2 separate regions of the Mus musculus genome follow, and region 1 is linked to region 2. The links are chromatin loops, found by intact Hi-C in ENCODE. Cell type or tissue: gastrocnemius. All regions are shown on one strand. Each heading gives the region's core, and the rest is flanking DNA. Links, peaks and the distances in the headings are about the cores only.

The links. A loop is a pair of places that touch in the nucleus more often than their neighbours do. Peaks named below come from ENCODE experiments on the same cell type or tissue, not always from the same donor. Only the 100,000 strongest peaks of a DNase experiment are listed, where the experiment ranks them.
Region 1: it touches region 2 in a loop (3.0-fold over the local background); 20 of 42 quality-filtered maps call a loop at or near these places.

The regions. Positions count from the first base shown.
Region 1 is chr10:116,970,492-116,986,110 of GRCm38, forward strand. It overlaps Gm46182 (a long non-coding RNA gene), which reads right to left. Exons shown (of 3, transcript XR_001779645.1): 2 at 14,387-14,510; 3 at 13,175-13,891. It also overlaps the pseudogene Gm5781. Among named protein-coding and RNA genes, the nearest start is that of Best3, 8.0 kb to the right of the region's middle. In gastrocnemius, for the core only: CTCF peaks have their summits at 10,583 (motif pointing right) and 11,569; DNase peaks (open chromatin) are centred at 8,559 and 10,583.
Region 2 is chr10:117,026,175-117,041,793 of GRCm38, forward strand. No RefSeq gene overlaps it. Among named protein-coding and RNA genes, the nearest start is that of Gm10747, 8.3 kb to the right of the region's middle. In gastrocnemius, for the core only: a CTCF peak has its summit at 7,826 (motif pointing left); a DNase peak (open chromatin) is centred at 7,822; H3K4me3 peaks cover 218 bases; H3K27ac peaks cover 1,408 bases.

The sequences.
Region 1 (15,619 bases), core at 5,738-13,737, 54 kb before region 2:
AGAGCATACACTAGCAGCTTGACAGCACACCTGAAAGCTCTAGAACACTGTCTTAGTCAGGGTTTCTATTCCTGCACAAACATCATGACCAAGAAACAAGTTGGGGAGGAAAGGGTTTATTCGGCTTACACTTCCATACTGCTGTTCATCACCAAGGAAGCCAGGACTGGAACTCAAGCAGGTCAGAAAGCATGAGCCGATGCAGAGGCCATGGAGGGATGTTCTTTACTGGCTTGCCTCCCCTGGCTTGCTCAGCCTGCTCTCTTATAGAACCCAAGACTACCAGCCCAGAGATGGTCCCACCCACAAGGGGCCTTTCCCCCTTGATCACTAATTGAGAAAATGCCTTAGAGTTGGATCTCATGGAGGCACTTCCTCAACTGAAGCTCCTTTCTCTGTGATAACCCCAGCTGTGTCAAGTTGACACAAAACTAGCCAGTACAAACACAAAGAAGCAAATACACCCAAGAGGAGTAGATGGGAGGAAATAATCAAACCAAATAGAAACAAAAAGAACTATACAAAGAATCAACAAAACCAGGAGCTGGTTCTTCGAGAAAAATAGAGTTACTCAAGGTCACAAGGTAGTAAGGAATGGAACCCTGTCCTTTTTGAACACCTCAGCTTTCCTTATCTGGTGCCTTTTCCTGAAGCTAGACGTCTAAAAACAGCGAAAGGAAGAAGTTGATTCAAACAGCAATCATGGAGGTAAGGGACGCTTCAGAGGACTACACGGACCTAAAGTGACTAGAAAGCATCCATTTACTATGCTGGGTAAAAGAAATTCTTCTTACCCACAACCTAGTTCTTCCAGGCTCTCTCACGCCCGAGATGCTCTAGTAGAGTGGGTGAGCATGCAGGCTCCTGAATCTGTCTGCCTGAATTTTAATAGCCAGTACAGAAAGCACACAGTGTCATTGTGTGTATCTGTCCACTTCGTGACGACCTACTTCCATTCCCCCCCTTACCAATGAGAAAACACGCTGAGTAGAAAGACATAAGACACTTTTCAACCCTTTAACACTGTGATCCCCACCTGTAGACGTAAACCAAACTTAAAAGCCGTGATGCTTCAGTGAAATATAAAAACGTTAAGGGAGCCAGGTGGCAGTGGCCTGTCCCTTTTATCCTAGCACTCAGGAGGCAGAGGGCAAAGAACCTCTGTGAGTTTGAGGCCAGCCTGGTCTACAAAGTGAGTTCCAGGACAGCCAGGGCTACACAGAGAAACCCTGTCTTGAAACACACACACACACACACACACACACACATGCTTTTGAAATGGATTCTTTTGTATCTAGAAGCAGTCCTAGAAAAACTGAGCACCTATTACAGAAGACTCCCAGGGGTGCTGGCAGATAATCCAGCCGCTCTTTGTACTGTTTAAGAACCACTGAGCCGGCCCTTGACAGCTTGAGCCCTTGGCTTTGGATGCCTCTGGAGTTATTGAGAATTAATATGTATATTAAATGATATTTTATATTATCAAACCTACTTTCATTTTTAAAAGGGCACATACTCTGCATATTTTTCTCTTTAAAAAAAAAAAAAGTCAATCTTTCCTGGGGAAGATTGCACCAGAATCCTAGGGAAATCAAGAGGGCTGGAAGCTTTTGTGAGCACTGCCCTGAAGAAATAAGACACTCATATCTTCCTTCCTCTTTCCAGATACAAGAGGAAAACTTAGCTAAACGGTGGTCTTGTGGAGGGTACCGGGAGCCTGGGTCAGCAATGCAGGAAGGTGGACATCAAAGATGATCACAAATATGGAGAAATGCGGAGTTCTAGAAAAAGGTCCCCATCAGTCGATAGCAACACAGAGGGGAGAAGTGCAGACACTTGGGAGACAGGCAGGGAGGAAAGAGTAAAATGCAGAGCAGGTGGAAGATGAGGGAGACAACGGAGCAGATGGAAGACGGAGCGGGCAGACTCACCTACTTCAAAAGGGGGACAAGCTACAGAGGAGACCCTTGGACTGTGGCCCAGGTGAAAGAAATGACTGATCTAAAAACACTGAACTCTTTTGGGCTAGGCTGAGCCAAACACTGTAGATTAACACACACATACACATAATAATAATAATAATAATAATAATAATAATAAAAATAAAAATAATAGAAACAGACACAATAGCAAGTTCCTGGGATAATCTATTTCCTTATGATTACAGTAATCACACACTCACACACACTTCTGACATACATACATTTCTTTTCTTTCTTTCTTTTTTTTTTTTTTTTTTTTCTCCAGGGACCAAAACCAGTCTTTATTGGCCTCGGCTACTTGAGGGGGATGAATCGGGATGAGTGGGTGGCACCAATCCCGGGCCGGCCGTGCTTCACAGGTTTGTAGGTGATGGAGAACTGGCCCAGGTAGTGGCCGATCATCTCTGGTTTGATCTCCACCTGGTTGAAGGTCTTGCCGTTGTACACGCCCACCATGCTACCCACCATCTCGGGCAGGATGATCATGTCCCTCAGGTGCGTCTTCACCACCTCGGGCTTCTCCATGGGTGGCGCCTCCTTCTTGGCCTTTCTCAAGCGCTTGAGCAGTGAGTGCTGCTTTCGCCGAAGACCACGGTTCAGGTGCCGCCTCTTGCGGGCACTGTACAGCTGCGTCAGCTGCTCATAGGACATGTCGAGCAGTTAGTTGGTCGAGGTCTATGCCACGGTAGGTGAACTTGCGGAAGGTCCGCTTCTTCTTCTGCTCCACTTCGGCATCTTGGCGGTTACTCGGAAAAGCCATACATACATTTCTGACACACACACAGACTTCTGAACACCAGCCCATCTGCTTATTTACATATGGAAACGTGACCTGTTGCTGGAGTGATTCATCACTGAGGTGTTTTGGTTCTAACCCTGCATAATTGAGTATCACTAAACAGCCTACTACGGTATGTGGCCCCACGTATTCTGAGGGCCTTTTCTTTTGATCGGGTGTTGGTTGGTTGGTTGGTTGGTTGGTTGGTTGGTTGGTTCCTGGTGAGCATTAGCTTCCTAGATTCCTTCAAGCTATCCCAGAAAACTTGAGTTTCAAGTTAGTCTTAGGACTTCCTAGAAAATGAACAGTGTGGAGAGGAGAGAAGAATTGAAGTAAGTGGGGGATGGATGGCCGTGTAAGAGGCCGATGTACTAAGTTGCCTCAGGGATGGTGTGGCCGTGCACCTCACCCACACCTCCCACCTCACCTGCAGCCCCCACCTCAACCCTGAATCCCTTGCTGTTTCCTGTTTTTCTGTTGTCAATACTGGTTCCAGCGGCCTGTGATCGCTGCCTGCTGACAGTGATTTCTTTGTGTCCCTATCTCCTCTGGACAGCGAGTCCCTCCTAGAGTTCCTGGCAATGGGGGGGGGGGGGGGAGGTCTCTCGCTCTTCTGTGTAGCTCGAGCTCCTAGTGCCTGACTCGCAGCTGTTACTCAGCATCTGTTGAATTAGCAGGTGAGGTGGAGTCAGATACTTAACCCTCCCCCTCCCTTTTTTTTTTAACCCTTATGAAACACCTTACCTAATAAGTCGTATCGACTTATAAAACTTTCTTAAAGGCTATAAGGCAATGTTTGGTGCCCCACATCTTTTCAGCCTCTGGATAGTGATAATCAAAGTTTATATAACCTGATTATTTAATATTTATCATTAAGCCCTTAGAATTGGCCAGAACCTGGAGGATGGAGCAGTGACTGAGTGACCAGAGGAACGGAGTGTTGGTGCTCTGCACGAGTGAGCCACTAATGCTAGCTAGCTTAATGGCGATCAGCATTTCACATGTTTGGGGATTCACCCTAAAGTACAGGCTCTTAATTTAGGGTTCATGGATCCTTAGCAGGTCCAAGAATGAACTCTGGGGATGGGGATGGGGATGGGGAATGTCAACGAACCCCACTAAGGTTTGTGACTATGTACACGAAAGAGGTGCTTATAACCGCCATCGGAGTACCAATGGAGTACCAAAATGACCCAAAATGGCAAATTGCATGACTCCAAAGGGATATTTGCAGAACCTTAAAAGAAAGATGCACAAGATGCTTACCAAAGCATTGCTCAGGAGAGAAGGAAATGGGAGATGATGTGGGACTCTAATGGGACAGTAAGACAGGTAGATATGCAGCACACAGATCACAGTGTACTGTTGAATGACACAGCAGGTTGCCGCCACCTCCATCCTTTTTTCTACATGAAAAGGGCTTTTTCCTTTATTAGATAATTTGTTGAAATTGTTTCTAAAATCCTAACGGGGTCCTGTTCTTTTTTTCCCATTGGTTCCTGTGTTTCTCCCTAGGGCTTAGATCATCTTCGTCGTATTTATGTTAAGATAAAAACCGGACTGACCTCCGCCCCCTCCCTTGCAGACTTGAGGTTCTGTGTCTACCAATAAGTCTTGGACCTTGGTGGCATGCATCGCCCCACCCGAACAACTGATGCTTAAAGTTTTTTAGCCAGGTTCTTTGTAGAGAGAATTTTAACACACCAGAACTTTGTACTTAAAATCGAATGACCTGAGTATTTCAACGTTTAGATTCTGAAATGTATTTTCTTACCATCTCTCAATGCTACGGGAGCTGCTGATAGCAAAAGAGAGAAGATAATTGCATCTGAATACACACTCTACACTCAGATATCATCTTTGAGGAGTAAGCAAGAAACCTCTTAGACTCTTAGGCAGCCAGATCTAATCGCTCTGTCTAGACTAAATAAAAATCCATAACTATGGAATTCATGTAACTGCGATAAGAGGTACAGTTTGTTCTTATTTGTTACCTTTCAAAAACTAGAAAACAGAAGTAAGTATTTGTGTGAAGGAGGAGGAGGAGGAAGAAGAGGAGAAGGAGGACGAGGAGATCCCTGGTGTGTAAGGAGATCTCCTCAGACACACACACACACACACACACCAAACCACACACACATGCACACAGAGACAGTCAATAATGATCATTGCGGGTTTCTTGTTGACTTTTACAAAACACATTATTTTATCAAAACGGTAGCAGCATTTTTCAAGAATTGGAGAAACTATTTGGAAAACCATAAAGAAGGCAAGGCCACCATTGGGAATCAAATGTAACTTGGAAGCTACGAACCTTAGCATTGGCATCATGGAGGGTGCTCGGCTCTCCAGGTACACAGCAGAGTGGGAGAAACCATAAGGCCCCCCACAGTGCAGCAAGGATGCTCTCTGGTCCTAGGCTCCCACAGTGCAGCAAGGATGCGCTCTGGTCCTAGGCTCCCACAGTGCAGCAGGGACTCGCTCTGGTCCTAGTTTTGACATGTTCAAAGGGAAGTTGCACCTGGCTCTGGAAGCTTCTGACTCTATCTACCTTTTGTGAACTGACTCCCGTGTGAAGACACAGACCGTGTCCAAGAACAAAGGCACACACATAAGAGTTTGAGATAATTGTGTATTATAACCAGTGGTGTGCCTGTCAGCCCAGTATGCCGTATAACCAGTTCCCAGAAGCGCGCCATTGCTCATCTGAAGCAGACCAGGATTGGCTTTCCTCCTGGGAGGACCGTGACCCACTCTCAAGTCCAAATGTGAAGCAATCCATTATGAAACTCACAGTCTTCTCAGAACAACTGTGCACAGTGTGCATCCCCCATAAGTGACCATGGCTCTTCTCAATAATTCTTAGGACCTCCCCAACCCCACCCCACCCCCCATGTGCTGTCACAGTAATCCAAAAGACTATGCATTTTCCAAATATCATCAGTTGGTGCCACCAAAATTTCATACTCCAGATTATAGAAAATGAATGAGAAGCAAGCTTCCTTTGGTCATGTGGGAGAAGGGCCATTTTGAAGGGAGAGAGAGCACACTGGTTCTAAAGAGAGAACACAGGTGAAGAAGCTGTGTCTGAAAGTCCACTTAAAACAAACCCATCCTCACACACCCTTAGACGCCGCATCAATACGTATGCATCAGATGAGTGGATAAAGTGTGCTATATCTACACACAATGGAGTTTGATCCAGCCACAGGAAGGAAAGAAATCATATCGTTTACAGGACAATAAATAGAACTGGAGAGAGCCATGTTAGTGAGATGTTCCAGGCCAAGAAAGAGAAATGCTACACCTGCTCTCTCCTCTGTGGAACCTGAGTGCTGTGCGTGACTCTGTGTGTGTGTGCATGTGTGGGCATGTGTGCACGTGTGAAGACTAAATATGACATAATATAGGAGAGGGGAACTACCTGAGAGGAGGAGGGAGAGGAGGGGGGACAATGGAGAATAAATACGATCAAAGTCCATGACATGCTTACACAAAAACATCATTATCGGGCTGGAGAGATGGATCTATGGTTAAGAGCACTGACTGCTCTTCCAGAGGTCCTGAGTTCAGTTCCCAGCAACTACATGGTGGCCCACAACCATCTGTAATGGGATCCAATGCCCTCTTCTGGTGTGTCTGAAGACAGCAACAATGTACTCACACTACATAGAATAAATAAATCTTTAAAATAAAATCATTATGAAACTCTGCTTTCTACAATACACACTAACAAAGGCTTTTTCTTTTTTTTTAAGTAACTCATATCTACCCAGAAGTAAGTGAACACCAGTTTGAAGGCCATTGCTTTAGCCCACCCCCATTAACTAGTATGGGAATTAAAGCCCTGTTAGTGGCCTGGTGGGGACAAGGACCTAGGTCTTCCCACAAGCAAACCAGTGAGTGGCGACTCTACCAAACTGCTCTTTTTGTTGCGATCTTGGGATAAATTTCACGTCTTAGATGCTCGTTCCTATTTATAAAGTGAGAAGGTGGATGGTACTTTCCTTGGTTCCTCCACATACACTCTCCGGCCTGATCTGCACACAGTAGGCCCTGAGGCAGACATGGTTAAACCGACATCACACTTCTGATTGGTCAATGGAAGGCCCTAGCAAGGGCTTGGAAGGTCTAAGGCAGCGGGTTTTCAGTCCTTTCCCTGGGCCTCACAAGACCTCCAGGAAACACAGATGTTTACACTGTAATTCAGAAGGGGCAGATTTACGGCTGTGGAGTAGCAATGATGATAATTGTATGGCAGGGGGTCACCACAGTGTGAGGAACTGCATTAAAGGGTCGGGGCATTGGGTCTGATAAAGCAGAGTTAAACTGGTGAATTTATTCAACTGGCTCCCCATCTGGTTGCTATGGGTGGATGTAGACTGCCCCTAGTGTCTCAGACCTTGCCTAATATCCATTTATCTCCCCCAGGTCCTGGTCCTTTCCTCTTCAGCTGGAAAGGCATTTCCAGATAACCTCACCCCACTTCACGGTAGACCACAATTGCAAGCTGAAATAACCCCTTTCCTCCTCGACTTGCTTTTTTGGTCATGACTAAGAAAATGGTCAAATTTGAGTGGGGTTTTGAGGGGAGGGATAGAAAAATAAGGTTGAGACCTTGTTAGAATTTTTTTTTTTTTTTATGTTTTGAACTTTGTATTAGGATGTTTTACGGTAGAACTGTTACAAACAAAAAAACAGCACATAGTCCACAAAGATTCTTCACCTGATTTCACATGCTGTTAATATCTTACCAACTGGTGCTGTGATCACAAGCAGGAAGCTAGCTTTGACGGTATGCTGTTTATCTGTTTCACAGTGTTGGGGATGGAACCCAGGCTCTCACCCATGCTGGGCATATGTTCTGCCAGTAAGCTTCACTCCTGTGCTGGCTGGTTTTGTGTGTGAACTTGACACAAGCTGGAGTTGTCACAGAAAGAGGAGCCTCCCTTGAGGAAAGGCCTCCATGAGATCCAGCTGTAAGGCATTTTCTCAATTAGTGATCAGTGGTGGAGGGCCCAGACCATTGTAGGTGGTGCCATCCCTGGGCTGGTGGTCCTGGTTTCTATAAGAAAGCAATCTGAGCAAGCCAGGGGAAGCAAGCCAGTAAGCAGCACTCCTCCATGGCCTCTACATCAGCTCTTGCCTCCAGGTTCCTGCCCTGTTTGAGTTCCTGTCCTGACTTCCTTTGGTAATGAACAGCAATGTGGAAATATAAGTTGAATAAAGTCTTTCCTCCCCAACTTGCTTCTTGGTCATGATGTTTTGTGACTAAGACAACCCCCAAGCCTGGTCAACTCTGTTAATTAACCTGTAAATGTTATTTATTAATTCTATCACTTGTCTCATAAGTGCCCCAGTTAGACCAAGATCCAGCTGTCATATTCTTCCTTCCCCCATCTCAACATCCCAAGGACTTTCTTTGCTTGACTCTTGAAAGGTACCGGCCTAACACTCTGTCAACTCTAGAATGTGGTATTTTGACAATATAACCTAATATTCAAGGCATTTAAAAAAGTGCACAAAAACTATTCTCTATCTAGTAGTTTTTCCTAGAGGTTATCAATTCTGTAACTACTTTATGCACATCCCAGGACCGAGCAAGTACATCCTCTGGAGTGATGCTGATTCTAAGAAAAACAGAAACTTAGCCTGACCATTTGGGGGTGAGTGGTGCCAGAAAAATAAAGCGTCTAAGAGTCTGTCTCCGTAGCAGAAGGTCAGACTGGGTACTTGATAAAGAGGGTGTGAAGCTCAAGGGCACGGTGCTGGCACTTAGCAAGGGCCTTTGTGCCATGGCACTGCGTGACATTGCAAGACAAGCCAACTCATGCAAGGGAGAGAGCCTAAGGAGCCAGGCTTGGTCTTCTAATGACTCTGCCATAGCGACACTAAGCCGCTCAGAAGGGCTCTGCCACCCAACACTCTAACAGTGAGGACTAAGTCAACAGTTTATAATGTTGGGAGACATGACAAACCGTGCGGTAAGGAAGTGGGGAGCAAAAGCAACTACTTAGGGATTTAAATGTACGTCATTAGACTCAGTTTAATACTATGTCCACTTAGCAGATTACAGTGATAGGTTCTCCTTTAGCTCCCGTGACCTGTCTCACCATAGGTTCTCTGCCTGATCGGGCCTGGGTTTTATCTTCCGAAGTGAGACGATACCAATCAAAAAGTGGTTGGCTCAGGATGATGTTGTGCCTGTGGGCGTGTCTTGCCAGCCCAGTCACAGTCGCAATGTTCATAGCACAGTTATAACTCGTGGTTACCTTTCTTGTCTGGTGACATATACATAGTATCTTCTAACACAGTAGGGATGAGGCGTCTATGTGAGTACCAGTCTTGATTTATTTTTTTGTTTGTTTTTTGTTTTTGTTTTTCGAGACAGGGTTTCTCTGTGTAGCCCTGGCTGTCCTGGAACTCACTCTGTAGAACAACCCAGTCTTGATTTCTTACCCTCAAGTTCTGGACTGTAACCAAAAGCAAGGTCAACAACCTATAGTGCCTTAGGGTGTATGGGACCTCACTGTTCATCAGACCACAGGGGGATTTTTAACTTTCTGAGGGGCCACCAATTCAATATCTATAATAATTTTACCAACATTTCCAGTCCTTGCTAGCAAGATATAAGGATTTCAATCTCTACTTAGCCTCCCCTGTGCCTGTCTGGCCATTACGAAGTCAAACAGCCCTCAGGGGGCGGGGGAAAGATAGAAAAAAGATGCAAGAGACAGGTACAAGGAGAGATGCAGGCCATTACCACGTCAGCAGCAGGTGTTATTTCCCATTACTTTTTTATATTACAGTACCATGGGAAGCAAAGCCACACAGAAACAATTTTGCTGATATACACACATAAGACATTTTCTCTCACTCAAAAATCCACCCTGTTCCTTCCACCAAGGTCAGCAAAATCTTCAGCCCCTAGCGTTGAGCCTCAGGTGTACCTCCTCTTATCACTCCATGCCTTGGCAGGCCAGGAAATCCACCCGCAGACCCTAGCCTGCCTTGACCCTGCTTCTATTGATTTTATTTTTTCACCTGGAGTAGACTAAAGTTTGGTAGTTGTCCATTGATCATGGTCAAGATTTCAAAAGATGTTTTCCTTCTTGTACACAGATATTCTAGTCTTGAGACTTGTAGGTGAGTGGGTGGCCTACTTCACCTCGGAGCTGCTGAGCTACTTGCTGGCTTGCATAAACCGCCTGACCTTGCAGTGAGGATGAAGGACTCTGCTAGGTGCCTGAGCTGCTAAGAATGCACTAGGGCAAAGGTGAAAGAAACATACCAGCTCCAACCGGCGACAGACCCAGTGCACCCTCTGTTTTATATTTTTTCAATGTATTGAACATTTTTCAATGATCAGCATGAAGAGTAGAATGTGGCCCAAACAAGGCCTCTCCCCTCCTAGGTGTGTCTCACTATAGGAGATCGCTGTGATCCGGGTAGTTGAGTATATGTTAATTTAAAATGCACATATTTTGCATTTGATTTCTACGGAGTTGAAATGTTGAGAGATTTAAAAAAAATAAATAAAGTGTCTTCCATTGTTAAACGAAAAAAAAAAGAATGTGGCCCAAAGTTTAAGGAGACAGATACAATTTGGTGACAGAAATGCCACACCTTTCATCGCATTTCAGTGCCTATTAGCTATCGGTGAGGAGTGTGTGTGTGTGTGTGTGACTGTGTGTGTTTGTGCTTGTCTGTGTGTACATGAGTGTGTATGAGTATGTGTGAGTGTGTATGTGTAAGATTCATTTACTTTTGCTTTATTGCACATAATGAGGATTTTTTTGCCTGTATGTGCACGCAGTACCCACAGAGACCAAAAGAGGGCATCAGATCCAGTACTCCGAACCAACCTCAGGTCCTCTGTAGGAGCACTAAGTGCCTTCTCTCTCCAGACCTCCAAAGTAAAAGGGGTTTTGTTATTGGTGGTGGTGGTTATTTGGTTTGTTGTTTGTTTGTTTGTTTGTTTGTTTGTTGCTTGTTTTTTTTTAAGCAAAAATAGCTTTGGGACTGGAAAGATGACTCAGCCAATTGAAGGCAAAGCCCCCAAAACAGCTTTCAAATTTCTGCAAAGTAACCTAGGCAACTGTTAAAGATGTCCCACATCTGATGTCCCACATCTGATGTCCCACATCTGATGTCCCACATCTGCAGCAGAGCTGGGATGCAAACAACATAAGGTGCAATTGTGTGCAATTGTGTGACCCCCAAACCCAGTGATTTTTTAAAACACATCTGAAAGCAACAGTCAAGGTTTTCCTTTGACAGGCTGTCTACCATCTGAGTTGATTCTGGGGGCTTCTCTGGGGGCATTTCTGAGGCTTCCCCTTATCAACTGTCTTCCCTAGCCTGTATGTCATATATGTGGCCACCTCACACCCCACTAGTTCTAGTCTGATCCAGCCATAACAGGTTCTTAGTCTGTAAACGTTCTGCCCTTGTGGCTTGTCTGAGGTTCTGTGGCAAGGCTGCTAAGACCACACGTTTAACTAGAAACAGGTTAAAGCCCCAAAATCAGTTTGCCTTTTGACCCCTAAGGGGGTCCTTACCCATCTTACTCATAGGCATGCTTTAAAGCGGTTCCTGGAAAGGGAATCGCCAAGGGGAAAATATAAATCTACATGTAGGGCTGGTGAGATGGCTCAACAGATAAAAGCACCCGACTGTTCTTCTGAAGGTCCTGAGTTCAATTCCCAGCAACCACATGGTGGCTCACAACCATCCCTAACAAGATCTGGCGCCCTCTTCTGGAGTGTCTGAAGACAGCTACAGTGTACTTACATATAATAAATAAATAAATAAATCTTTAAAAAAAAATAAAAAATAAATCTACATGTAATTTCATTACATATTAATAAAGTTAGCAAGGAACATTCCTGATTCTCCTAAACGATCTAATGGCCTTTCCTACTTAGCTTTTCATAAGATGGCTCTGCTATGTGTCAAAATAAACTGAGAGGGAGAAAGTATAGAGCAGGGGACCAGCTGGAAAGCTACCAGTAGAGCTCTCAGGAGGTGAGGGTGGGGGGGGGGGTGGGGGGTGGAGTCTGAATAAATCTCAAAGGTGGCACCAGCAGGAGTTGATGAAAGAATGGGCAGTGGTGTAAAGAGGACATTTTAGAAAGCCCTTCATGTTTGGGGCCTTTTGCAAGGAAGGAATCTTATCAGCTGCAATGCGCAGCAGCAGGTAGAACACTCATTAGGAAAAAGATGGCCCTCACAGTTAGAAGCACATTTACAGGACTATGAAACCTGAGTTGAATTTGTCGTTATTTTTCTATTGCTGTGATAAGACACCATGACCACGGCAACTTATTTTAAGAAGCATTTATTGGGGGGATATAGTTAGTTTCAAGGGTTAGATTCTATGACTGTCATGGTGGGAGGGGCATAGCCTTGGGTTCGTAGCTACATCTTGATTGGAAGCACCAGGCAGAGCAGAGAGAAAGGGAGGGGGGAGGAGGAACAGGAAGGGGGATGGCAGGAGAGGGAGAAGGAAAGAGTCTGGGAATGGCAAGAATCTTTTAAAAACTGAAAGCCAACCACAGTGATTCATTTCCTCCAACAAGGCCACACTCATCTTTCCCAAACAGCTCCAACTGAGACCAAGTATCCTAACATATGAGCGGGGGGGGGGGGGGGGGGAAGGGGGCCATTCTCATTCAAGCCACCGCAGAGTTGAGCTGAGCTGACTATCAACCTGTAAGACATGACAGGCAACTGTTCCAGCTTCACGGGAGTTAGAATCACTGTAAAAACAATTCTCTGGCCCCGTTTGTGAGGAAGTTTCTAGATCTACGTAGAGCTATTGAGGCCAGAGGACCTACTCCAAGTGTGGATGGTTCGGTTCCGTGGGCCAGGGGCCCTAGACAGCATAAAGAGAAGACTGTGAACTGAGTGCCAGGGTCCAGGGGTCACTACTCCTGACCGTGGGTGAAACTGACCACCTGCTTCCTGCCCCTGCTGTCGTAGCTTCCCTGCCGTGATGCACTGTACCTGTGGAACTGTGTGCCAAAATAAACATTTCCTTAGAAGCAATGGGTGCTTCTCATTCCCACCTGTACCCCATCCACCATCTTTGAAACAGGGTCAAATGCAGCCCAGGCCACCTGTGTCCCCCGAGACTGGCCTCGAACATCACTACATGACCATGACAATAGGTTTTGAACTCTTGGTCCTCAGGCTTCCAAATACTGAAGCTACATGTGTGCACCACCACACCTGGCTTATCCCTCTACTTAAGGGTAAAATTTCCCTAAATCTACCCTTTACCCACATGATAATATGATTTACAAACACGGGTTGTCAAGTAACAGAATTTCACGGCTGTTTGGAATAAGCAACATATCTGAATTTACTTGATTTTGGTGAAATTGTACAGATTTTTAATTCATTTTCCCCTCTAGCGGTCTGGGCTGTGAATGGAGCGGTGTCATCTACTTAGGAAACATCATTGATTATTGCGCGCAGAGTACACTCTCAGCACTGTCTTCATAATTCTCTGGACTCGGAGCTTTTGTGTCTAAAATAGAAGGAAATTTCCACAGTGTCCATTTCAAAAAAGAGATCACCTTCATTACCTGAACGAATGCACTTCCATTTTGTTGAGTTGGCAATTTGTCTCTGCACGGAGAGGAACTGATGGCTCCTCAAATATCCAGTCTCCTCTGGGCTTAAAGCTGACCCTGTTGTAAAATGAACCGTGTTTCTAGTTCTCGGGGGTTCACTACTGCTCCCCGAAATCAAAGCCTAATTGAGGAGGTTTCCCATAGCCTTTGGTTTGGCATGGGGTGGAGTTCCCTGTCCAATGGCATGCATCAAACTTTGCACACCTGAAATCCAAGTGACTGACCCAACCAGCTGCCTGGTTTAGAGCCATAGATGCCATCACGGAAGCCCAGGCTGGCTTAGTCCACCAGAGATGGAATAAAGTCCGGGTTCTCAGGACACTTACCATCAGGGAAACTTTACCTGTATGGTAAGAATCATTGTGAGTGTTGTTCACAAATCAACTGAACTGAGATATTCTGTTGTTGAGAAATTGATCAGTCAATGGAACCGGGGGAGACGCTCGGTCGGTAGAACAGTTGCCTTGGAAACGCTGAGTTCAATCCCAAGCCTCCACATGAAAAGCAATCAGGGTGGTGTCTGAGAGTTGGAGACAGGTAGGTCCCTAGGGCTCATGGTGGGCTAGCCTGGCCTACTGGGAGAGTTTTAGGCCACTAAAAGGTTCTGTCTCGAAACAAAACAGTGGACACTATATAAGATAATCCATTTGAATTTTTAAGCTTTGTTTAGCTATGTTGTTTTACTTAAGCTTTGACCTTAGTCATGTCCCCTCTGTATCTAACGGCATGCTCATGTAGGGATTGTCTACCACATCTTTGTAGCAGAAAAAGAACACTATGGGATACCTGGTGGCCTTCACCAACCCACAGTGCTTACACCGCACCTGCAAAGCATGCTGATTTCCTGGTTTTCTGTTAAGGCCACTGCAAATTACGCTGTTTGGGGGCCGCTACACATCTAGCCGGAGCGGGGAGGTATAGAGCCTGCAGTGTTTCCCTTTTGTACACACAAGGGTTTATAGAAGTTCAAATTCCATAACGCTCACCAAATCTGAAAACTGTTTACAATATTGCAGGTCTAACCGCCCACTTTCTCCGCAGTACAGATGTAAGATGTGGCATACGACGTTTGCATTCTGCATGTTCACAAATCCCCCGTGGTACTCAAAGCTGTGGAAGTGTGATAACCAAACAGTAACAAGATCCAGTACCCGTTAATGGAGCCCCAGGGGTGCGATCAGTTAGCACACAATTACTAAATGAATATTCATTATTCACAGGACCCCCGACCTGAAGTTAGCAACAAGAGGAACAGGGACAAATAAGCCAGCAATACAAATAAGCCAGAAAAATTAATCTGTCAGGACTCTAAAGCGCTTGCGGTTTGACCAAGTCGCTCACATGCACATAAGGTTGACTAATTCTTTAGAAATTTGAATTTTATGTATTCCTTTTTAGGGCTGTGGGGGAAGCATCCATTTGCTTATTTGTTTTGAGGCTATCCTGGAACTTACTGAATTGCCCAGGCTACCCTTGAACTCAGGGTAAGTCTCCTGCTTCAACTTTCCCATCAATAGGATTACAGTCATGACCCACCAGGCATAGCCTAGTCTTGATTTTTATAATATTTTATTCTACATGTTTCTCTACAAAAACTATTTTTTGCTATTCTCTTTAAGCTTGTGGTGTAATGACAGGTGGAAAAATTACCTCAGAAAGTTAACAGGGTCTCAGGAAATGACCCTCAGATTAATTAATTAGTCTATCACCTACAGAACTCAGATGAGCAGCCTCTTTTAAGAAAGAAAATATCTATTATTATAAATCTGAAAGAAACCATCTCGAATAACAAGCTTTTCTGGTTAACCATGGGAGAAACATAATAAGACAGAGGGTTACAGTTTTCCACTGCACCAGGCCATCACATAATTCTCTGTGCACTTCTAAAACACACACCACACACACATACACCACACACACACATACCACACTCACATGTACACCACATACTTACCATACAAATATACTCACATCCTACACATACATGCATGCACATATGGATGTGCGTGCACACACATATATAAACCACACACATGTACACACACACATGTACACAATACACATGAACACATACACACCTATACACCATACACATATATACAACACACATGCACTTACATACATACACACACACACACCTATATACCACACACATCTATACACCATACATATCTATACACCATACACATGTACACATACACACCTATATACCACACATG
Region 2 (15,619 bases), core at 3,616-11,615:
CCTCCTCCTGTTCCTCCTCCTGTTCCTCCTCCTGTTCCTCCTCCTCCTCCTGCTCCTGCTCCTCCTCCTCCTCCTGCTCTTCCTCCCGTTCCTGCTCCTTCCTCTTGGACACGAAAGAACAACAAAGCTAAGGGATATGAAAACTGCATAGCTGAGTGCTGCACCACCGAAGGGTGACATGGTTTGGATCTGCTGAACACAGTCCTAACCAAAACCATCCCAGCTGTGTCACAGCATGGGACCAGTTACTATGTCGATCTGGTTGTCTTATTATGAAGCAGGATATGAGAGCTTTGTGGATTACAGGGTCCAGGACCGCACAATGAGAACAGAGTTGCCAACCGCCTTTGAGAAGCCTGCACGTTATGTTGTGCAAGCTCGAAGCCTTGAAAAGCTTTGCATCCTGAGGGCTAGCCTTTCCACCTGTCGTGTCCTGAAGCTTGAGATGTGGCTTCAGGAACAAGAAAGTCTAATAGCAGTGACACTGATCGGGTGTCTCCATGCTCCTTGCAGTCCGGTCTGAAGTCCACAGATGACCTCAGAATCCTTGAACGAGAGCGATGAGACCAACGTGTACCTTTAGCTCCACTTTACAGAGATGAAAACAGGTGCATCTGAGAACTCATTTTCCTGAACTCACATTAGCCAGGGTATCTGGCTTAAGAGCCCACACTTCCTTACTATACCATGCTGTCTGTGAGGCCCTGGATCTGCTAGCACTTTGTCCCAGCTTCTAGAGGATTCTCCCATCAGCTATTCACAGGTTTATGCCAAACCTCTCCAGCCCTAGAGACCTCTCTGGAGTCCCCCCTGCTCAAGGACAATCTTTAGCCACAGAGAAGAGAAGAGCTTCCGTCTTTGAGCCCTAGCCACCGTCTTCTTCATGTGTCATTACAGAAGAAAGCTGGCAAGAACCTCCTACTCCTTCTCTCATTACACAGTCCCGACATGCTGTGTTATAATGAGTGCGTTCCCACAAGACCTCAAATCTCAACAGGCCGCTTAAGGGGCCAAGGGCAATGACCCCTCCCTCCCTTAACTGGCTTTTCTTAAAGGACTAAAATGATATGCTATTAGAAGAAACGCTGGGCACAGATGGTTCCCTAAGCTGCTCCACACCATTTGCTCCCAAGAAAGGACTGTATTCCCCAAAGCATTATATACAGATGAGCCCATGGCCTTTCTACAAAGCCAGAGCCCCTGCCCTTCCCAGTCACCACGGCCCTCAGGCCCTTTCCTTGAGTTCTTCAATTTAAGCCCCACCCCCCATCTTCTTCTCTTTGGTTCTATCCATTGCTCACATACAAACAACTCTCTACTTAGCTGCCTTTGAAGTATAACCAGTTCTCATTCTTAAATCCAATGCTATCATCTGGACGAAGAACAGTTTTATGAAGAGATGGGAAGGTGTTCCCTTATCTCTATTCCTGTGCATCTCTTATGCACCTTTAATGCCGAGAATTCTTTAAGTTCCTCAATATTTCTTCAAGGTTTGAGATCACCTCTGCTTTAGTTAAGGCTCCTATTGCTGTGATGAAGCGCCACGACCAGAGAGCAAGCTGGGGAGGAAAGGATTTACTCAGCTTACACTTCCAAATTGATAGTCCATCATTGTTGGAAGTCAGGACAGGAACGCAAGGAGGGCAGGAACCTGGTGAAAGGAGCTGATGCAGAGGCCATGGAGGGATGTTACTTACTGGCCTGCTTTCTTATAGAACCCAGGACTACTAGCTCAAGGATGGCCCCACCTACCATGGGCTGGGCCCTCCCCCATTGATCACTAATTGAGAAAATGCCTTACACCTGGATCTTATACAGGCATTTTCTCAACTATAGCTCCTCCCTCTCTGATGACACTAGCTTGTGTCATACTGACATACAAAACCATCCAGTACAACTGACCCTTTGACAACCTGACACACGAACATCACTATTAAGCCACCTCTCTGATTTATCCCCCAAGATCTAAATAACTTCAAAAGTCTCACAGTCCCTAACAAATTCAAGCACATTAAATTTTCAGTCCTTTAAACTATCTAACCTCTCAAATCTAAAGTCTCTTAACTGTTGACTCAAGTACTTTACTTCAAGAGGGAAAAATCGGGGCACTGTCACAATCAGAGCAAAGTAAGATCAAAATCCAACCATCCAATATCTGGGACCCACTCATGATCTCCCAGACTCCTTCAAACTGTTTGGGTCACTTCTCCAGCTCTGCTCTCTGCAGCACACACAGCTTCTCTTCTAGGCTCCAACTGGTTCTACTCCACTGCTGCTGCTGTTCTTGGTGGTCACCCCATGGTACTGGCATCTACAAAACCACTGAGATTCCTTGCTGCAACTGGCTGCCCGGTCACCAATAGCCTGTCACAGGCTCTTTTCCTGGTCCCAAGCCTCAACTTCTTTGCATAACCTTTTCAGTCCTGGGTTTTTTCCTGCCACTGTGGCTACACCTACACCAGTGGCCTCTCCTGACCTCTCCCTGTGCCAAGCCTCAGCTGTTCTCCATAACCCCTTCATGCCTTCAAAACCAGCACCACCTGGTGACTCTTACACATGACCAAGTTTGGTTCCCTCCTTGGCTGCCTCTGGGAAAGAGCTTCTCTGTGCTCTCAGAAAACACTTCCCAGAAGATTTCACCTCAGTGATGCTGGTCTCTTCTTAGCCCCTGCTAATTTCTTAGCTCCAGCCAACCAGCATCAATCGTCCCAGTAACACAAAAGTTTCACCTCAGTAGCTCTGGTATCTTATTAATCACAGTTGATCCTTCATCCACAGCTAACCGGAACCACAGAATCTTACTTAGGTAAAAATCTGAAACAGACCTGATCGAGTCTTTAATCTTCCCTCCGAAATGTCACAAGCCAGGCCTCCATCTTCTGCACAGCTCTCAACATTATCATCGTCCAAGCTCCCACAGAACATCCTACTGAGCTCTCAACACTCAATGGCTCTTCTAGCCCAAAGTTCCACAGTTCTTCCACATTCTCCCCTAAAAGGTAGTCAGGTGTGTCGAGTCAACATCCCACTGCACTGGTACCAACTTGTCTTAGTTAGGGCTTCTGTTGCTGTGATGAAACACCATGATCCAAATGCAAGTTTGGGAGGAAAGGGTTTATTCAGCTTAAACTTCCACATCACTGTTCATCACCAAAGGAAGTCAGGACTGGAACTCAAGCAGGGCAGGAACCTGGAGGCAGGAGCTGATACAGCAGCCATGGAAGAGTGCTGCTTACTGGCTTGCTTCCCCTGGCTTGCTCAGCCTGCTTTCTTACAGAACCCAGCATCACCAGCCCAGGGATGGCACCACCCACAACGGGCTGGGTCTTCCTCCATTGATCACTAACTGAGAAAAATGCCTTACAGCTGGATCTCATGGAGGCCTTTTCTCATTTGAGACTCCTTTCTCCCTGACGACTCTAGCTTGTGTCCCGTCGACACACAAAACCAACCAGTACAGCCTCCCATTTTGTCTTCACACTAAAAACGGAATTGTGACTTGCTCAATGAGCCCAAATGAGGAACTTTTCCATCCTAAAGTGAGTCTTTATCCCACATGACCAGGGCTCCAGAATAAAAGGATGTATCTTCTTCTGCCTGGCTTCCTCACCTGCCTAGATCATTTTCTTCTGAGTTCTGCCTCATAGACAAATAGCCAAATGTCCCTGCGGTTTGACCAATCCAAGAACAGGCTTAGCCTAGTCGTGTTTTGACATGATCTGCATGTTAGGGTGACAGCAAAGCCAAGCCTTTGTATATTTCCTCCCAGCTCCTAGGGACAGCTTGGCCCTGACTCTGGGGTTCAGTTTCAATATGATTTTTTTAAAAAGATTTATTTATTTATTTTCTGCATAGGAGTAAACCATTTCTCTCTTCAGACACACCAGAGGAGGGCATCAGATCCCATTACAGATGGTTGTGAGCCACCATGTGGTTGCTGGGATTTGAACTCAGGACCTCTGGAAGAGCAGTCAGTGCTCTTAACCACTGAGCCATTTCTCCAGCCCCAATTGCAATATGATTAAGAGCCCACCGATTTTTCCTCTCCCGTCCAAGCACTTAGAGCTGCCTGACCCCTGGCTGCTCTCCCTTCTTCTTCATTGTCCCATCCTCCCAGTCCAGGGCTTCCATTACTCTGGGCATTCACTTTCAGCCTCCTTCAGCCAAGTGATAGAGAACATAGATTAAATGGAATAGGGAAATATAAAATTTACCGACAGTACAAAGAAGAATCAATGAATCACCTCGGAACAACTTCAAAAACTTGAACAAAGCCGTATATGGTGGCATGTGCCTATAATCCCAGCACTCTAGAGGCAGAGGCAGGAGCACTGAAAGTTCAAAGTCAACCATGTCTATGTGATGTGTTCAAGGCCAGCCTGGGCTATGTAGCAAGATCACACTTACCTCTAAAGTCCAAAGCAAACAAACAGCAGCAAGATGTTGAGAAAGAAAAAGGCAGTTAGGGAGCCGGGCATGGTGGCGCATGCCTTTAATCCCAGCACTTGGGAGGCAGAGGCAGGTGGATTTCTGAGTTTGAGGCCAACCTGGTCTACAAAGTGAGTTCCAGGACAGCCATGGCTACACAGAGAAACCTTGTCTTGAAAAACAAAAAAACAAAAAAAAAAAACAAAAAAAAAAAAGAAGAAGAAGGCAGTTAGGAAATTGGACAGATACCCATCTTCACAAACATCACATTCTCATCTGGAAAGTAGGCTGCTCACTAGGATTCCCAGCCATTCTTAGCCATCATGAGCGTCTAAGGGAAAGGATGGAAACCTCAGATTGTCCTGTGTGACCAGCAAGCATGACTGTGACTAGTGTTCCAGGGATTTATCACCAACTTCTTGCTATGGTAATCTGTTCTTCAGGGTCCCCTTTTACCTTGGGATTCTCGGTCATTTAGAAAGATCCCCTTCTGACACTCACAGCATTGAACCTCCGACTTAACGGTTTTGTCAGTCTCTTCAGATGGTTTTTCCTCTCTGATGCTTCCCAGCCTTCACCATCTTCCTTCTCCCTGGCATTTTCCATCATTCCTTCACATACACACACACACACACACACGTGCATGAGCACACATGCACATACATATGTGTGTACACGTGCACACATGTGGGTGCACACATACATACGCATATGCATGTGCACACATGCACACATGTGCACACACATGAGCATGCACACACACATATACACATGCACACAAGTGGGTACACACATGTGCACACATGCATCACATACACATACACACATGCACACATGTGCATCCACACAACACACAGCATCCCAGGGCAGATCACCACAGCTATGAATCCCTCATCTAACTCATTATGTATATCAATGTCCTCCAACACAATGTGGAACCAGACTTTTAAAATTTTTTGATTGCAGTCGTTCTCCCCACTGTGAGTCTAGAGGACTTAGAACACTGGCTTCAAAGTTGGAAGGTTTCTTAGGACAGCCGCTCTCCCCAATGCTGGTCCTATATCAGCCAGTTAGGAGTAATGCAAGTGTAAAACCAAACACAACACCCAAAGAAAATGCAAATCAGAATCTAACCCACCTGCCCGCCCCTCCTCACAACCCGCAACCTGGTCAACAGCAAACACCAATCAATGCCTGTGCAGCCCAGGACATAACCAGGGATTATCTCAGGCAGGGACTGCAAGTCTTTCCAGACTTTTGGCCTTAGTCCTGTGAACGCAACTCTTAGGACAGTTTTCCCGTTGATATGACTGCTGAATTGGAAAAAACCCAACTAAGCAATATCAGGACTCTCTGATTGCACATCTTACAAAATCTAGAAGACCCCAACCTTCCCGTAGAGCTTTTGAACCGTAATCCAACTTGAATCCCTCACCACACTCTACGCTGTCCCTCAGCATCTCTGAGTATGCCGTCAGCATGTCCCCGACTGTGGCAAATACAAAATTCCCTAAAAAACCTCACGTGAGCCAGACCAGATATTAACTTTTTGTTTGAGCTTCTTTGTTTCTGAATTTTAGAAGATGGGCCCAATTCTACCTTGTGCCCCAGGTGCCAATGGTGCCATGGAACTCTCTTCTCTGAGCTTCTAATTTCAGGACAATTGCCTCACAGAGATGAAGGGGAAGTACATTTTGTGTCTCGAAACAAATAAGACATTTCTAAAGTTGATTTTGTGCAGAAATTCTATCCTGTTCCAAGTTCCTTGGGTAGTGGCTCTGCATCAGATGCGATCTTGCACCCAGGAGACACTAGGTAGTGTTGAGAGATGTTTTCGATCATCATACTGGAAGTGTTACTGGTACATAGTGGAAGAGGCCAAAGATGCTATTGAACACCCTGTGATGCACAAAATCAACTTTAGTGCTGGTTCCCTAAAAGTTTAGTGTACCCAGAAGCAAGCATGGTTCCGTTTGTCTGTCTATCTGACTGACTGTTATTTGTTCAGGTATTGATGCTGGGTTTTGCCAGTACACAGAACAGTGCACGGGCCTCCTTGTTACAGATATTCAGCTTCTACACAAGAGGCCAGTTCCTGATGCCAGGGGGAACCCTGCTCTACTGACTACAGTGCTGCCCAGAGAGCAGTCTACAGGGACGGGGGTGGGAGTGGGAGGGTGGGGGTTAGGGGGCTCAGTTAGGGCAGGGAGGAAGAACAGCCATGCTGAATGAGATGATGGGTACCAGAGGAAGTCAGCTTTCATTTTGTTTCTTATGTGGTTGTAGTCGATAACTGTTATTACTATTAACAGTCAAAAAGAATGCAGGGGCTTTGATATCTGGCTTGAGTCTGTGGACTTGGTTGTTGGCCACCTGTGGCAGGGCTTAGTGTCCTTAGGGGTGGCTGAGTGAGGCAAACAATTGAAATTTTAAAAATATATATATGAGGGACCCTCTAGAGACCTTTTTTTCTTTTATTATATGTTTTTATTGGTTTATTTAATTCTTCATTCATTTCGTGTGGAGACAGAGGGTAGGCATGTGGAGATCAGAGGGAAACATACTGGAATCAGTCACTTCTTCTGCTATGTGGATCTTGGGAATCCAACATAAGCCACCAGGCTTGGCTGCAAGCACCCTCACTCGCTGAGCCATCTCGCTGGCCCATCACATCAGCCTCGACCACACTGCCTTTGCAGTGATATCCTGAGCCCGCTGTGTCACCAGCGTCACGCTAAGGCCTCAGCACCACAGTGAGAACCCCGAGCATCAATGTCAGCCTTCCTGCTTCCCATCAGTAGTTTCATGTCTAAAACCTCCAAGGTTCGAGGTCCCAGAAGTTCAAGGCCACACTGGGCTACCTAATGAGACTATAATTAAAAAAAAAATTAAAAGGCAGAAGAGATGGTTCAGTGTATACTGTATATATGTGTGTGTGTGTGTGTGTGTGTGTGTGTATGTATATGTATATATGTATATATATATATATATATATATATATATATGCACTGAACTATATATATATATGATATATATATAAACATATGTTAAAAACATAACATATATATGTTAAAAACATTTACTATATACACATATATATAATAAATAAAACACATCTTAGGAATTAGTGGTGTTGCCCTTCAGGGAGAAGGCAGGAAACCAGATCCTGGCAGGAGACTCTCTGGTTTGAATGGAATATGCCCTCCTACAGGTGGTCAGGTCAACTTCCGCTCCTGCCAGGGAAACCAGGCAGCACCAGCTCGAAAGGGGGTTTCTTTCTCAACCTTAGCTGGAGGCTTCCACACCGGCAAGCAAGACGTTTCTGCTTTCTCCCATCTGTCTACCTATGAATCATAAATGCCACGCCGGTGTTGACTCCCAGGGCCAGGAGTGCCCCCTGGTGGCCATATGACCAACTTATTTCTCTTCTCCTGGTGGGTAAAGCCAGCCAGCTATCTGATGAGCTACACAACTCTCTCTCCCGCCCAAAAGCAATTATTTGGATGTTGATGACTAATAATAAGCATTTACCACGATCCAAATGTGTCATCAAAACCTTACTCAGACTGTCCCCTTTAAGACTCACAAATTCTATGATCTATGATAATATCCTGCAGTTCACAGTTCAGATTGCTTGTCTCTGGGACACCTAGACCCCTCTTATATATTTTAAAGATATGTTATGTGTACGAGTATTTCATCTGTATATACATATGTGTACCGCGTCTGATGTGTGATGCCTGCAGAAGAGGATTCTGGATTCCCTGGGACTGGAGTTACAGTTTGTGCGCTGCCATGTGGGCGCTGAGAATTAAACCCTGGTCCTCTGGAAAAGCAGCCAGTGCTCCTGACCGCTGAGCTAGCTCTGCAGCCCAAGAATACTCTTAAAGACACTTTCCACCAAACACTCTCTACCTTCCATTTTGACCCATGATTCGTCTCTGATTTCTACAGATTTGCATTCCCAGCAACAGGTGGTTCTTAGGGCATCCAGGTCAGCTTGACCTGGAGTTTACGCCAGCATATCCCCCCCCCCCTCCACCCGTCCCCACTCCCGTGTCCCAGAATGCCCCAGGGTACTACCCAGAAAGAGCCAAGGTTTCTAAGGAACAGGTCACGTGGGATAGGTCAGATGGGGGTGGGAGGATGGCCTGAATGCACCGTTCTCCCTGCAGGTATTTTAGAAGGGACCGCTGGGGACGTGGGGCTGCCTCACTTCCGGCACTGGATATTAAAGAGCCTGGTCTTAGGCTCAGAGCTTGCTGAGCCCTGGACAGTCAGAAACCGGGCCTGAGATTCTGGGGGAAGTTTTGCTATGGGGATGTGGCTCTCCCCACAAATCTTTCCACTTTTCAGTTTCTTCAAAAGCATTTCCCTCTTGTTGAAGCCTCTGGGCCTCACATCAGGACTGAGACACCTCCTGCCGGATGCAGCCACTGTCTGTGCAGGTCGGAGCTCATGACCAAGAGCTCTCTCATGTAGAGTGTCCAGTTGCGACTTGTCTCAGAATTTGCAAGTGAATGTGAGAAATAATGAAAGAAAAGGAGGGGGGCATGTCTACCTCTCGAGTATGGAAAATATTTTTATTGTAGATATAAAGGAGAAAGTAGGCAGAGGGAAGAGTCCAGGCCAGCAGGACCAAACCGGACTGCGAGAGGGGTGGAGTGGGAGGGGTGGGATGAGGGAAAGCAAGAGAGGAGCCTCGGGCTAAGGCAGCCCAGGCCAAGAGGAAAGAGAGTAAAGGGCAGACAAAAGGACCGGGAAACCAAAATGTCTGGATTATATAAGGAAGCGCAGATGGGGGGAGGGCAGCCCAACCCCTGGGCTGAAGAAGTTTAGGGTAGCGGGGCTGGGTATGCAACAATACCCTGTACCAGATAGGGATGAAGGATGCTGGGAGAGCCTGGCAGCCATTTGTCTCTGGTTTAAGACCTAACAGCAAGCCTGGGAACAGGGAGTCTGAGAGGGCCTGCCTGCTGCTGCCTGCCTGCGCCTGTCTTCCAGTGTTTTCTCAGTAACACAGCAGGGACTCCACTAGAGCCAGCACTAAATTGTGACCACGTGGAGGGCAGCCACGTTTTGGAAACTCAGTCCCAGAGCCCCTGCAGGAGGCCTTACCTTCCCATCTTCACCTAAAAGCAGAAAATGGTACTAGCATGTAAGGAGCAGCCTGGGCGTGGCATTTAAATAATACTGTATAAAAAGCCCTCAATGTGGGGGACGACAAGAGAGCAGCTATTATTATTAAAACTAACTGCAGAGTCTGCCGAAAGTAAACCTTTTCTCTTCTTTTCTTTTCTTTTCTTTTCTTTTCTTTTCTTTTCTTTTCTTTTCTCTTCTCTTCTCTTTCTTTCTCTTTTCTTTTCTTTTCTTTTCTTTTCTTTTCTTTTCTTTTCTTTTCTTTTCTTTTCTTTTCTTTTTGCCAAGAGCCTCAAGTGTTTCCTGAAGCAGAGGTCCAGACCAAGCCAAGTGTTACACCAATGTTTATCTAGTACCGGTAAGCGGGACCTGTTCTGTTACTCTATCCCTTGGACCTATTCAACGATAGAGGTGCTGCTGCTTTCTATATTTTACAAACTAGGAAATCAAGACGTGTTAACAGCGGTGTGGTAAGGTGTTTGCCTAGCATTGCACAAGGCCGTCGGTTCATCCCAAGCATTAAAAAACAAAAGCAGGGCTGGAGAGATGGGTCAGCGGTTAAGAGCACCAACTGCTCTTCCAGGGGTCCTGAGTTCAATTCCCAGCAACCACAGGGTGGCTCACGACCATCTGTGTTGGGATCTGATGCCCTCTTCTGGTGTGTCTGAAGACAGCGACAGTGTGCTCACATACATGAAATAAATAAATCTTTAAAAGGAGAGAGAGAAGGGAGAGAGGGAGGGGAAGGGAGAGAGAGAGAGAGAGAGAGAGAGAGAGAGAATGAGCAGTGTATTAGGCATAGGATTTCAGAGGTTTCAGGCACTGTGGCAACTTGGTCCCATTTCGGGGAGAGCCTTTGAGGTAGAAAAAACGCCATGACAACATCCGTGGTGAATAAATATAAGACCAGACAGGAAGGGACTAGAGACTAGAGATGGTCTTCTCCAGTGCACCTGCCCGGTAATGTGACATTCCCAGGAGGCCTAAATCTCCTGAAGATTCCATATCGTCCCAATAGCACCCACAGGCTGGAGACCAAAGCCCTTACAGGTGATCCTGTGAGAGGCCTTGTCAAACTCAAAGGATTCCAGAGACTAAAGGGAAATTTTGCATTTTTCTGTCACCATGAGGAAATAGGCTGTAGTGAACCAGGAGGGTATAGAGTTGGCCAGGTCTTCAGGTCTTTCTGAAACCAATTGAAAGACAGATCTAGGAAAGGGAGACACCACCACCTTCAGGCTGGCCCCAGGCCCAGCCATCTAAGTATCCAAGGACTTCCTGGAATAATCTTTCCCCACATCTGATGATAACACTAATATAAAGGGATTATAACACAAAGCAGCTTCCGTGTATGAGATACTTTGAACCCAGTATCTCCATGACCTCAGGCCGAGCCCACTTTGGCAGATAAGTAAACTGAGGTTGTAAGATGTCACCCGACCCCAGTCCAGAGCAAGGTTGATATTAAAACTCTTGACTCTCCGTGCGCTCGGGGCCCACACAGTTCATGTCTGGTTCATCATGTTGATCCCTCTAAGTGTCTTAGGGAGATGTGCAAAGCAGCAATGGGTGGGGACCTTGTTGATTATAGCTTTACAGTCTGGAATTTGAATGAAAATTCAAACAACAGTGGATTTCTCAAGCTCGATCTCTGACCCACATTCCACACTTAGCCTTTGTCTTAGTCGGGGTTACTATTTGCTCTAATGAAACACCATACTCAAAGGGGAGGAAAGGGTTCGTTCATTCAGCTTATGGTTCCACATCACTGTTCATCATTGAAGGAAGTCAGGGCAGGAAGTCAAACAGGGCAGGAAGCTAGAGGCAGGAGCTGATGCAGAGGCCATGGAGGAGTGCTGCTTACTGGCTTGCTCATTGTGTCTTGCTCAGTCTGCTTTCTTATAGAACCCAGGACCACCAGCCCAGGGATGGCCCCACCCACAATGGGCTGGGTCTGCCCTAATAGGCTTGCCTACCGCCCAATCTATGGAGGCATTGTCTCAGTTGGGGCTCCTTCCAATTCATTGACTTCAGCTTATGTTAAGTTGACATAAAACTCACCAGCAGAACCTACATTTCCAGGTAAAATATGCCTAGTATTTGTTAACACTAAAGTCTCCCAGCAGAGAGTCTATGCTTCCTAGCCTGATGGCCTATTAGGGACACAACCCTCTTCTTTCTAGAAAAGGAGAAAGAGACATAGAAAGATAAACAAGGAAACAATTGATGGAGTTCAAAGAGACCTTCAGAGTCCAAGTCTAGGACCCTTTCAACCACACTACCACACACAGTTCAGGTGAGCAGTGTCTAGCAAAGATCTGCACCAACAGATTCCTGAAGCAGCGCGATACTGAACTGATGACAAAAGTCCCCTCCCCATGAGTAAATGAAAACGAAGAAAACAGCTAGCTCACTGTTTTAGTTAGGGTTTTACTGCTGTGAACAGATACCATGACCAAGGCAACTCTTTTTTTTTAATTAATTAATTTATTTATTTAATGTAAGTACACTGTAGCTGTCTTCAGATGCACCAGAAGAGGGCATCAGGATCTCGGGTGGTTGTGAGCCACCATGTGGTTGCTGGGATTTGAACTTCGGACCTTCGGAAGAGCAGTCGGGTGCTCTTACCCACTGAGCCATCTCACCAGCCCCCCAAGGCAACTCTTATAAGGACAATATTTAGTTGGGGCTGGCTTGCAGGTTCAGAGGTTACACTGGGAGAATAAAAGATACTGTCACAGTATCCAAGCTGAAAGGTGACAACCAAGGAGACTGCCAAAAACTAAAAGTGTGCCAACTGTTCTGCGAAGGAAGAGTTCAGGAACCCTGATAGACCAGTCAGGAGCAGATCCAATGCAATCATACTAGGGTCTTTATTTACAAGCTCGAGCTTGGGCTGCCCACTTGCCAGCCCTGGGGGACAGAGGGAGGGAGCGATTCTAGCCTGGCAAGCATCTAATTGGAGAGTTATTATGGCCTTTACCATAATTGACTGGTACTGGGAGTCAAACTATAAACTTACCTTCTATTTCCCACTGCACTGGTGGTTGTTAGATAGAAGGCCGGCTGTTGTGGGGTTATTCTGTTAACTCCAAATTTGCTGGGGGAGATTAGCTTGGAGATGCTGGTCTTGTGGGGGTTAGCCTAGAAACTGGAGCTAGACTCCGGTTTCATTGGGGGGTAACCTGTAAACCAATTCTAGCTACTGGCCTGTTTACCTGAGTTCAAATGCTTTAAAATGGAGCCTGAATTGAAAAGATTTGGCCTCTCACAACCTCCCCGATGTCCCCTCATCTGCAGCTATCTAAAAGCACACCAGCCCCAGACATCTGCTTCACTGTTTAAAATTTACATCTTCTTCCCACACACTTGACATCACAATGGCTCATCGATTCCCAAAGCTTCAGGGCTGCTGCTCTGTGAATTCCAGAAGGGTCTCAGTTGCTGGGAGTTGTATTGATGTGACTGCTTTCCGACTACACCAAATGTCTATATCTCAGTGAGATTCGAGGAGACACCAGGCACGGCTGACAGAGAAGATGCAGAGGGCTGAGCGGAAACCCTTGATGTTGGCCAAGTCTCCTCTCTGCTCTGCGTATTGACTGACACCCACTGGGGCCTCATCAGAAGGACAGCGCTACCGTTGCACATGCCCGGTAATGTAACTTTCCCAGGAGACCTCAATCTCCTGAAGATTCCATATCGTCCCAATAGGACTCACAGGCTGGAGACCAAAGCCCTTACAGGTGATCCTGTGAGAGGCCATGTCAAACTCAAAGGATTCCAGAGACTAAAGGGAAAATTTGCATTTTTCTATCACCATGGGGAAATAGGCTGTGGTGAACCAGGAGGGTATAGAGTTGGCCAGGAACAAAAGCATGCACTACTACAGTCAACTGCAACAAAGGAATGTATTATGATATCGCTTTATTATTACCGTTATCTCTATCTTCTAGATGTGGAGTTGGTCCTCTCCTTATATCGTGACAAGGGTTCCAGAAATCAAACTCAGATCACCAGGATCGTTCAGCAGATGGCCTTAGCCACTGAGCCATTTTCCTGGCCCAGAAATCCATAAAAGGCCGGTTGTGTGTGGAGTATTTCAATACTAGCCCACCCTCTGTATTAAATTGAAAGAAAATCTTCCCCAGGACTACAAACAATTTGTTCCGCTGAAGAATATAAGCTCCTAGCTGTTTAATAACCTGCTGGGTGATTGGGTGATCCAGTCCCCAAGAAAAAGACCGACTGGCTCACCACTGGCACAGACAGCTAAGGGCTCCTCAACCTTGGAGCATGAGATACCGGAGGTAAATGATTCTTAGTTGAGGGGAGGCTCTGTCCTGGACACTGTAGACAGTTCAGCAGCACCCCAGCCCCTCCCCACTGAACACTGCTCTCTCTCTCTCTCTCTCTCTCTCTCTCTCTCTCTCTCTCTCTCTCTGTTATAAGTTTCCTCTCTGTGCGAGGTTGACCACAAGGAGCAGTTGAACGTAGGCATTTTGCTCCAGGGTATACAGCAATCATAATTCTGTGCCAAAACCAGTCAAATAAACCAAGTATTCAACTGCTCTCGAAGAAACACACAAGGTCTGTTTTCCAAGGGTGGTAATGTTTCCTTAGCTGTTTATTGTTGAGCCAATAAAGTTTGTGAATCCAAAAAATGGAAGAGGGAAGAGGAGGAGGAGGAAGAGGAAGAGGAGGAGGAGAAGGAGGAGGAGGAGGAGGAGGAGGAGGAGGAGGAAGTCAGCAGATAGACTCAAGGTCCTCTCTTTAGCAGCAGTCTTTGTTGCTTTCAATACTAAACTCTACCGCCACCTTGTGACTGCAGCTTGTGAACAGAGTATGGTAGTATCCCTCTGAACTCATCAAAATCTAATTTACAAAATATAGTAAAAACAGAAATTCTTTTTTTTTTTTTTAACTTTTAAAATCGTGGAATCAAACAGGTAGCGGTGACGAACGCCTTTAACCCCAGCACTCGAGGCAGAGGCAGAGAGGCAGAGAGGCAGAGAGGCAGAGAGAGGCAGAGAGAGGCAGAGAGAGGCAGAGGCAGAGGCAGAGGCAGAGGCAGAGGCAGAGGCAGAGGCAGAGGCAGAGGCAGAGGCAGAGGCAGAGAGGCAGAGGCAGAGGCAGAGGCAGAGGCAGAGGCAGAGGCAGAGAGGCAGAGGCAGAGACAGAGGCAGAGGCAGAGGCAGAGGCAGAGGCAGAGGCAGAGAGGCAGAGGCAGAGAGAGAGGCAGAGGCAGAGGCAGAGGCAGAGGCAGAGAGGCAGAGGCAGAGGCAGAGGCAGAGGCAGAGGCAGAGGCAGAGAGGCAGAGGCAGAGGCAGAGGCAGAGGCAGAGAGGCAGAGGCAGAGGCAGAGGCAGAGAGGCAGAGGCAGAGAGGCAGAGGCAGAGGCAGGTGGATCTCTGTGAGTTCGAGGGTAGCCTAAACAACAGGGAGAGTTCCAGGACAGCCAGGACTACACAGAGCAACCCTGTCTCAAAAAAATAATATAATATAATATACCAAACAAACAAACAAAATCATGGGATCAGGTTAACTAAATACCACTCTGTCAGGAGCTGTTTTGACGGATGGCTCTGGTTTCAGTCTTTGCTGGTGGTGTTTATACTGACAGCTGATGAGTTCATTCCTGTGTGAGTTGTACTTCTATCACTAATACAGTGATGGCTCTGAATGTGGCTGGATTCTTCATCATTAACCTCCCAGTGAAGACCTTTTCACACTGCATGAATGTTCAGAATACCTCTCGGGTCCCAGCTGTGGGGAGCAGCACACATTCCATCTTAGAATAGACTGTTCACAATAATCACATCGATACAGAAAGAGACATCAGCTGGCAGGATCAGGCAGTCACGGGAGGAAAGGGGAACCCCAGGCCAGTTCTGGGCACTTGTAGTTCTTTTTTAGCTGTAGGCACACAACTCACCTTACATTTAACTCACCTTATATTTAGGGAGCGCCTAGGGTGGGACAAGGACAAATGACTCCTCCCTCTGCGCCCCGGTTCAGCTGCTAGGGATACAGAGACGCGGAAGAGAGCTAAG